Regions from separate parts of the Homo sapiens genome. Here all the other regions are linked to region 3. The links are chromatin contacts, found by Hi-C or POLR2A ChIA-PET in ENCODE. All regions are on one chromosome and are shown on one strand. Each heading gives the region's core, a stretch centred on a gene start or an enhancer-like site at or near the end of the contact. The rest is flanking DNA. Distances are from core to core; before and after follow the strand shown.

Region 1 (3,218 bases), core at 457-2,956, 250 kb after region 3:
AATGTGAACCATAATGGTCCCCACCTGGCTAGACTAAGATCCAAAATACAGCTTGCACAGAGCAAACATCCAAACACATTCATCATAATTTTCATTATTATTACTAATGTGGAAGTCCACATGTCCTCTTTCATCCAAATTTTATCTCACTTTGAGAACACAGGACCTTTCTGAGTTCAAAATAGAACTTAATTTCTCATCTCTTTTTTTTTCCTACCTAGAATGTTTGGGTTTTTGGTTTTGTTATTTTGTTGTTTTAACTTTTATAAAGAGAGATAATATAAAGAGGCAACAAATTTATTAAGAGTAAATTCATATTACTGTTTGGTGAAGGTCTAGCACAAATAGTAAAAGTTGTTTTGGACACTCTCCATTCTGCTATTCTAGGGAGTGTTCCAACCATACTGAAGAAATGGCCATCTGAGGGGATGGGGAGAAGAATAATGGATTTAAGGTGGGAGAGAAATATGACCACAAAAAGGATTATATAAAAATGAGGCAAAATTGATCACCCTGGCACTGGGCTTGTTCCCCCTCTATGGGGTTTCCTCTTTTTCTTAGATCAAAAGAATTTGAAAGATTTTTGTAATCAGAGAGAACTTTGAAAGCAGAATATGCAGTTACCAGGGGAGGGCGAGATGTTTCTATCTGAGGAACACACTTCATTATTAGCACTTTATCTAATATCCATGTTAGTATCCTGCACGGTCCAATGCGTTATGCTGTAAACATTTTAAATTTATCTACATATGTATTTACTTAGCAGTAAATAAAAAATAAATGGATATTAAAAAATGAGAGTTTCCCAGACATTTAAAACATGGATAGTAGCTTAAATTTTTTACATGTCCAATATGTCAGATTCTTGTAACTGTTTTAAAGCCCTTTAGGAATAAGTCTGAACAACACAATCGTTACAAAACAGATGCATACACCTACATCGTAACTGGTTATACAAGTGTTAATACCACGACTTAGAATTTTCTTTATCTTTTTACTCCAACAGGGAGATTTGCATCATGAAAGCCTGGAGAGTTTCTCAACTAAACTCTCAGCCTCCCAAATCTAAAACCATGGCATTCATCCACTTTCATTTGCCAAATTAGGATTCTTAATGATTTTAGACCTTTTTCTGTTTTAAAGCTGAAACCAGGATTATGAGCTCCTCTACATTTTTATTGTAAATAATGCATTCTGTTACAGAGAAATTGAAGGCTCATGCTTCCTAAGCCTTTAAGCTACAAACACATTTGTCTGAATCTAATAATCCAGGTAAGGGGAATTGAAATTTACAATTACCCATGATAAAGAAATACCAATTAGCCAAGTGTAAACTGCTAGCACTGAGGCAGGAAAATAGGGTCTGGAGGCAGGGAATGTAAGGCGGATTCACACTTCAGCTATGACAGGAAATATCCTCTCCATAGGGAGTACACCAAATAAATAACTTTGTAACTTTACTTCATCCTCTATTTACATACTACATACCTAATGTAACCAACAGAATCCTCCAGAGGGTATTTAAACTCCCCAAACTTCTGTACCAGGGCCCTTGAGCCCCTAGGCTCGGGCCCGCTCCCACACTGTGGAGTGTACTTTCATTTTCAATAAATCTCTTCATTCCTTCCTTGCTTTGTTTGTGCGTTTTGTCCAATTCTTTGTTCAAGACGCCAAGAGCCTGGACGCCCTCCACCGGTAACAGTATAATTGTGCTGGTGTCTCTCACAAAGGGCTTTTATTCACCCTCTGTTTTCTTTCATCTTTCTTCCCCCTAAACCAAGCTCTACTAAAAATATAATCGCTGATCTTAAAGGAGATTAGAATACAGAGATGTAGGATGGGCTACAGAACAACTCATGTCACCATTAAGACAGGGTTGCAACGTCACTATGTTATAGCTCCTGTCACCCTGGGTAGAACTGTCCCTCAATGGAACTTTGGATTTACACATATCTTATCTTTAGCCCATAAAGGTCATCTTACCTGAACTCCTAACGAATCAACCTATTTGGAGCAGAAGGAAGGAACTATTGTCCAGGATACAAATAGGCCATGTGTGCTTTTCAGAAACTAACAGAACAACCAGAAACTACCAAAAAGAGCAGGATGGCAGGGTCTGGATGGATGCTGCTGCAGGGCAGGTCCCTCCACCAGATGGACCCAAAGAGAGCCTTTAAATATTGACCATTAGTGTGAGATAAACCACTCCTCTCCCATACGGAAAACTGCAGCAGAACACAGGCTATGCTCAGATGTGCAGATGTATCATCTAAGGTTATTTACAAGAGCTAAAGAAGGTCCTCCTTTGGTGAGAGGATTCCAGAGTTATTCAATACGTCATCATCAGTAGTGAAAGAACAGTGTACTTTAAGGGTGAACAACTCATACAGATGTTCTCAGGTATCAATGCAGATAGATGTTAAGAGCTTTTACTTTTAGAAAAAGACTGCTGGAAAGGAAATTTTCAGGACAAAATGGAAAACCAGGCAAGGATCACCAGCTTGGAAGCAAATACACAACATGGAAGAAAAAGACCAGAATTAACAGAAAAAATGTCTCCAGAGGAAACAAATAATTAAGTGAACAGTTTAGAACTGGAAAAGAACATGCAGCATCTTCAGGGAGATTTAGGGAATATTTAATCCACAAAACAAAAACGGGATCCCATAAAAAAGAAACATCACAGAACAACAAAGAGAACAACAACAATCAACAAAAATGGGATTGTCCACATGGAAAAAAAAAATTAGTATAAGACCTGAAAAATGCAGTCAAGAAATTCTAAACAGGCAGGTGTGGTGGCTCACACCTGTGATCCCAGCACTTTGGGAGGCCGAGGCGGGCAGATCACCTGAAGTCAGGAATTCAAGATCACCCTGGCCATCATGGTGAAACCCCATCTCTACAAAAAATACAAAAATTAGCCAGGTGTGGTGGGGTGCACCTGTAATCCCAGCTACTCGGAAGGCTGAGGCAGGAGAATCACTTTAACCCAGGAGGTGGAGATTGTGGTGAGCCAAGACCGTGCCACTGCACTCCAGCCTGGGCAACAGAGCGAGACTCCATCTCAAAAAAAAAAAAAAAAAAGAGAAGAAAAGAAAGAAAAAAAGAAATTCTAAACATTATGGAGGATATGAGTTTTATGCAAAAAAAAGAAAACGAAATCTGGGCTGGAATATTATGAGAGGAAAACAAGCAAGGGTCGTTGAAGCGAGTTA
Region 2 (3,180 bases), core at 101-2,600, 200 kb after region 3:
TTTAAAATATAATTGTTGGGTTTCTGAACCGATTATAGGCAGTATGACTGTCGTTCAGCTAACAGACAAGTGGACCAAAGTTAAGCTATTTCCTGTTGTTTCTGTTTCTGTTGGAACAAGTCAATTCCCCTCCCCAAACTTAATGCCACAGCAGAGGGATCTTTCCCATAACTGAAGAGATCTTTTCTGTAACTTAAATGGATTATATTCTTATCATATAGTGGGGTACGAATGTATCTATGTTCATTGTGGTAAAAGTTCTCCCTTTTCTCTTTCCCAGGTCATGTTCTTCCTCAAATTTTTTCCATATTGTGAAATCAAACTTAAATCATTAGAATACAAGTTTATGTATTCTAATGCATAGTAGAAAATCAAATATATAGGAAACACAAGGCTGCATGATGAAAAGTACATTGTTACTGTGCAGCTGAATTTTGGCTTCTGGCTTTCTTTAGTCTGAACAAATGTTCTTGTCTAGCCCTGTAGTCACCGATGCTGTCTCTGCAACACAAAGAGTGGTGGTGGGAAAATTTTTAGAATATTAAAACACACACACACACGTGCCTTTTCAAAACCGACTAAACTCCTATAAAGCATCTCTGGTTCTTTCAAAGTTTGTATTGTAAGGAGCAATGTAGACAATGCTATGATACTTTATATTTTTACTTATAATGACAACCACCAGTTCTTTTCACTTAAGTTAGGTTGAGAAATTTTATTTAGTGGCAGCTGAAGGGCAATTTTCAATTGGGAAAATTCATTTACATCTGTGGTCAACTTTCTTTTGATGAAAAGTTGCACTAGTATTTTACCACCAGATAAAAAAAAAGATGAGCATTGTTTAAAAATTAATGTATTTAAAATAAAGTACAGAGAAAAACATGTCTATAATTATCAGGCTTTGTTTTGAATGGAATCTTTTCCCCCAGTCCTTAATGTAAAGACCCTGTGCTATAACTTTTAAAGCCATACAAATAAGAGTGCTAAACTGTGGACTTAAAAGTAGGTGTATAAATATTTTTAATCAATATTACTTAGAAAATAAAATCTAACAAACACATTTTAAAAAATAGAGTAAGAAACTTCACAAGATGATCTCAAGGTAAGAAACATACTATTGGTTTCACATGTCAGCTTTTAAGAGATTTGTTACAGACTGAAAGGGGAGTGAGTGGTTGCAGCAGACACTGTGACCAGCTTTCAAATAATGATCGTGCCTTGAGTCATTTCTGAGAAATGGGTAAACAAATTCTTTCACTTTTACTGCTGGATTATGTTGCTCAAACTCATCTGCTTTGTACCCATTTGAAAGCTCCATCACACATTATTTTGGAAATGGTCATCCTGAGTCAGACTGAGTAATCCCAGTTAATGAGTTTGGTTTCCCTCTCATCTGGTTTTTACTCAATCTTCTGTATTTATCCCATTTTTTTTTCTTTCCTCAGAGATGCCAGACCACATCATCCTAAACACTAACGAGCAAGAAGGAAATTTCCATGTTAGCGGAGGGACCCCACTAAGGTTAGGGTGCCGTACAATGTGTTGTCCAAACCAAGACATGTTAGAGAATGAAAGGGGGACCATTTTAATAATTATGCTGGGGCAGTAAGTATAAACTGAATACCCTAACTAAAGAAATAAACAAAAAACATATGTAAAGGTGGTCAACTTCATTAGTTATCAAAGCAACAACAAAATGAGACCATCATACACCCACCAGATTGGCAAAAATTAAAAAGTACAACAGGCCGGGCGCAGTGGCTCACGCCTGTAATCCCAGCATTTTGGGAGGCCGAGGTGGGCAGATCACGAGGTCAGGAGATTGAGACCATCCTGGCTAACACGGTGAAACCCTGTCTCTACTAAAAATACAAAAAAAAAAAAATTAGCTGGGCGAGTTGGCAGATGCCTGTAGTCCCAGCTACTCGGGAGGTTGAGGCAGGAGAATGGCGTGAACCCGGGAGGTGGAGCTTGCAGTGAGCTGAGATCGCGCCACTACACTCCAGCCTGGGCGACAGAGCAAGACTCCGTCTCAAAACAAAAAAAAAATGTACAACAATACCAAGCACTGGTAAACATATGGAGCAGCTGGAACTCACAGTGTTGGGAGCGCATTTTAAATCATTTTTGAAAACAATGTCACATGATCTAGCAGAGACGAACATGCATGCATCCTACGATTCAGCAACTTCACACCCATGAGACAGGTACTAGGATATTTACAGAAGCATTGTTTCCAAAAGCCTAAAACTGAAAACAACACAAATATACCTTAACATTAACATTGATACATGTATTATTTATCAAAAATAACTGACTGATTACTTGATTGAGTGGGTCTCACTATATTGCCTAGGCTGGTCTTGAACTCCTGGGCTCAAGCAATCCTCCCGCCTCAGTCTCCTGAGTAGCTGGGATTACAGGTGCATGCCTGGCAAAATAGATACATTAAAAAATAGCTACATTCATCTATATAGATAAACCTTATAAACACTGCATTCATTCAAAGAAACAAATTAAAATACTGACACTTATATAAGTCCAAAATAGCTCAAACTGAACAAAAAAATACATGCTTTGGTGGTAAAACTGTAACTAAAAGCATTGCTCTTATTAACCCCAAAGTTAGGATGGTGGTGAGCTCCTTGACAGAGGGAAGGGCACATTAAGGAGAGGCTTCTAAGACCTTGGAATTATTTTATTTATTAACCTGGATGATGGTTACATAGAATTTATCTCTCATGTAGAAAAACATTGTATAAACAGAATAATATAAGAAGTGTGATGGAGGCCCCAGAGCAGTGGTTCACGCCTGTAATCCCAACACTTTGGGAAGCCAAGGTGGGCGGATCACTTGAGCCCAGGAGTTCAAGACCAGCCTGACCACCATGGCAAAACCCTGTCTCTACAGAAAATACAAAAATTAGCTGGGTGTGGTGGCATGCGCCTGTAGTCCCAGCTACCTGGGAGGCTGAGACATGAGAATTGCTTGAACCCAGGAGTTCCAAGCTGCAGTGAGCCGAGATCACGCCACTGCACCCCAGTCTGGGCAACAGAGTGAGACCCTTTCTCAAAAAAAAATTTTTTTTTAAGTGTAAAATCTGTGATAGCCATTAGAGCTGGTTATCTTCTGGGCAGCTATATGATTATTTCTTGTGGCCCTCTGTGGCTGGGTAGGGC
Region 3 (3,127 bases), core at 70-2,569:
AACACAAAGCATAAATTCTTTTTCTTTTTCTTTTTTTTTTTTGAGACTGAGTCTCAGTTTGTCGTCCAGGCTGGAGTGCAGTGGCACGATCAAGGCTCACTGCAACCTCCGCCTCCTGGGTTCAAGCGATTCTCCTGCCTTAGCCTCCTGAGTAGCTGGGATTACAGGCATGCGCCACCACACTCGGCTAATTTTGGTATTTTTAGTAGAGACGGGGTTTCACATGTTGACCAGGCTGGTGTCGAACTCCTGACCTCAGGTGATCCACCCACCTTGGCCTCCCTAAGTGCTGGGATTACAGGAATGAGCCACCGCACCCGGCCGCATAAATTCTTTTATTCAGATCCATTGACATTAACATGTAAATAAGGATGACAGTTTATTATTTTGGAAATTCTAATTATTTGTCTTGTCCTTCAAAGAAGCGCTTTTGGTTACAAGTGGGTCCATAACACACAAAATAAAATTCTGTTTACGGCTGGGCGCGGTGGCTTACGCCTGTAATCCCAGCATTTTGAGAGGCCAAGGCGGGGGGATCACCTGAGGTCAGGAGTTCTAGACCAGCCTGGCCAATGTGGTGAAACCCTGTCTCTACTAAAAACACAAAAATTAGGTGGGTATGGTGGTGTGCGCCTGTAATGTCAGCTACTCGGGAGGCTGAGGCAGGAGAATAGCCTGAACCTGGGAGGCGGAGGTTGTAGTGAGCCGAGATTGCACCATTGCACTCGAGCCTGGGCAACAGAGCAAGATTCTGTTTCAAAAAAAAAAAAAACAAAAAAACCCACAAAATTACATACTTTTTGATAATATTGAAAAATAAGTATGGAAAATGATTCTTCTTAGGAAAATTTATGCCCATTATTCACTTCGCTGTTTTGTTAATGATCACGAATATATTAAACTGAAAATACAAGCTAAGCAGCTGCTTTGAAACTACATCAAAACAGTAGAAGTTTAAAATTAGATTCTTCTTATTGCATTAAATGCATCTTTCAGTAATATGTGGTCACTACACTACCTGCTTTACAGGTATTCTTGGAAATTTGGTAACAAAAAGAACAGGGTGAATAGATGTTGTAGATCATGAGGTATGGTGCAAAGTGCATGGCCTTGGGATAGGGATATCAGACATCTGAGCTGAATCTCAGTTCTCTGGTTGTTATGCCTCGAGGAAGTAAGTTGCTGGACCTCAGTTGTGCTGTTTCCTGGTCTATAAAATGAAGACAATAAAGAACCTGCTTCAGTGCGCTAAAACTCAAAGGACTTCTTGGGCTTGAGCGCTGGAGTAAACAGGCAGTTTCCCTTTGTACCACAAGAGGGAGTGCCTGTATAGATGTTAACCTGAGCTGAGGTTTGGATTTCTTTCTAAAATGTCGCTGAAAATTTAGGAATAACTGGATTACTGGGAAAACGTTAAAGAAAAAGATTTTTTGACAGTGTCAGGAGAAAGAGGAACTCGAAACACATAATGGGTTAAGAGGAAGGGATTACGTATAAAATTCCTTTAAGGTATGAAAAGCTTTGTTGACAGAGTGTTACATATTTCATTCCCAGTCAACAATCTTTTATTGTCAATGTCTGACCATGTTGATATATTTGTTTTGTTTTTCTCCTCCTTTGTAACTGTATTATAAATTTTTTATATTAAACAAATATAGAACTTAAAATTTAGTTTCTTAGTAGTAGTCCTGAATAATTAACATCAGTTGAAATTGGATTGTTTGTGCTCAGTGCCTTGGATATGTACAAAACCTGTTTGCTTCAAATTAGTGAGTTAGAAAATATTTTAATCTTTTCATCCTGCTCCCCTCCCACATACTTTTTTTTCCCCTTTTATTTTGAGCTTCTAGATCCTTTTATGTGATGTGTTGCTGTCATACATAGCTCACATTGGGTGGGAACAGAGAAGAACATTGTTTCCGTGGCCCAACCCTAGGGACATGGAACTCATTTTATTATACAGTGAAATTTTAAAATTTGAAACCAAGATCAGATCTCAACAAACAGAGCGAAATTGGCAATTGTGGAATTATCTAACAAATTTAGGGAAAAATCCAGTTGTATCTCAGTTATGTGAATGTGTCCTTCGATTTACAATTTTCAGGTAATCTCTTTATTTTGCTGGTATTTTTATTATACATAGAGCACATTGTTTTATAGAACTGTAATTATACCATAATACTTTTTGTATTGGGAAATGTTGAGAATTTAGAAAGAACAATCCTAGGCATTTCCTTTTGCTCTGTATTCTTCTGTTTAGAAGTTTTCCCTGTGGTTTGTTCCTGGCAATTAAACACTGTTCAAATTCAGAGTCAGACTGCCCTGGCTCAAATCTTGGCCCCACGATGTGTGAAACTTGACAAAGTCAAAGTTATCACTATAATTTCGGTCACTTGAAATCCAGTAATTTCTTGAGCAGAAGAAAGGGAAGTGGAATTACTGTAGAAATTATGCATAGTTTTATATTATCTGTGTAGTAGCCTGTTTAAAGTGATCATTGCTAGTGCATGGTATAGAATTACAAACTTGTAAATACTTCTCAAGATTGCCACTTTAAAAAAAAAAGCAAAAAGAGCTCTGTAGCCCTATTTTTTTTTTTATTTCCAACAGGAAATTTGTTCTTGTTTCAAAATGTGGGAACACCCATTATTCTCTGTTGGCCACATGAATGTCATCCATTTGTTTATTGCAGCAGAAAAAAAGTGAAGAATGGTTGATACAGTGGCAAGCTGTTCCTTTTAGGTTACTTTAAAAAGTCATGGAATTTCGGATATACAAAGAAAGCATAAGGAATACTCTAACCAGTATATATGTATACAGTATCCAGTATAAGAATGAAAATGTAATGTAGTTATTAAAACATTATGTGTGTGCTTCCACAAGCCTGTCCTCCTTTCTACCTTCCAGAAGTAACTTCTCTCTTGAATTTGGTGTTCGTCATTCTGGTGCATGCTTTTACAGTTTTACAAAATACACACGCATTCCCAAACATAAATAATACTGTTTCACAACATAAATTGTATTATGGTACATGTTTTAAAACACGATATACATTGTATCTGTTGCAAGTCAGGTTCCAAGGGAAATGGAACTCAGAAGATTAAGGCTGGGGGCCACCAGTGCCTCA

Evidence for each region. A loop is a pair of places that touch in the nucleus more often than their neighbours do. ChIA-PET counts read pairs that join two places held with the same protein, here RNA polymerase II (POLR2A). Pooled maps may share reads with other maps.
Region 1: a loop to region 3 is called in a map of MCF 10A, with 20 times the contacts of the local background. The contact joins two enhancer-like sites. A Hi-C loop is called at or near these places in 1 of 168 maps with a recorded cell type or tissue (MCF 10A) and 2 of 50 pooled maps. POLR2A ChIA-PET finds 5 or more read pairs at or near these places in 2 of 52 experiments (BJ and HepG2).
Region 2: a map of endothelial cell of umbilical vein shows a loop between it and region 3 (2.9-fold over the local background). The contact joins two enhancer-like sites. A Hi-C loop is called at or near these places in 1 of 168 maps with a recorded cell type or tissue (endothelial cell of umbilical vein) and 11 of 50 pooled maps. POLR2A ChIA-PET finds 5 or more read pairs at or near these places in 4 of 52 experiments (BJ, Panc1, activated naive CD4-positive, alpha-beta T cell and 1 more).

What each region holds. Positions count from the first base shown.
Region 1 is chr7:130,792,984-130,796,201 of GRCh38, reverse strand. The region is part of intron 3 of LOC105375508 (a long non-coding RNA gene); the gene reads right to left. The region is part of intron 2 of LOC105375509 (a long non-coding RNA gene); the gene reads left to right. Among named protein-coding and RNA genes, the nearest start is that of KLF14, 60 kb to the right of the region's middle. Within about 2 kb of position 1,706, at least 2 of the 41 ENCODE cell types and tissues checked have a DNase peak (open chromatin) inside an H3K27ac peak, as active enhancers do.
Region 2 is chr7:130,837,006-130,840,185 of GRCh38, reverse strand. The region is part of intron 3 of LOC105375508 (a long non-coding RNA gene); the gene reads right to left. It also overlaps the pseudogene LOC100133252. Among named protein-coding and RNA genes, the nearest start is that of MIR29A, 38 kb to the left of the region's middle. Within about 2 kb of position 1,350, at least 4 of the 41 ENCODE cell types and tissues checked have a DNase peak (open chromatin) inside an H3K27ac peak, as active enhancers do.
Region 3 is chr7:131,038,808-131,041,934 of GRCh38, reverse strand. All of the region lies in intron 3 of LINC-PINT (long intergenic non-protein coding RNA, p53 induced transcript), which reads left to right. Among named protein-coding and RNA genes, the nearest start is that of LINC-PINT, 70 kb to the left of the region's middle. Within about 2 kb of position 1,319, at least 14 of the 41 ENCODE cell types and tissues checked have a DNase peak (open chromatin) inside an H3K27ac peak, as active enhancers do.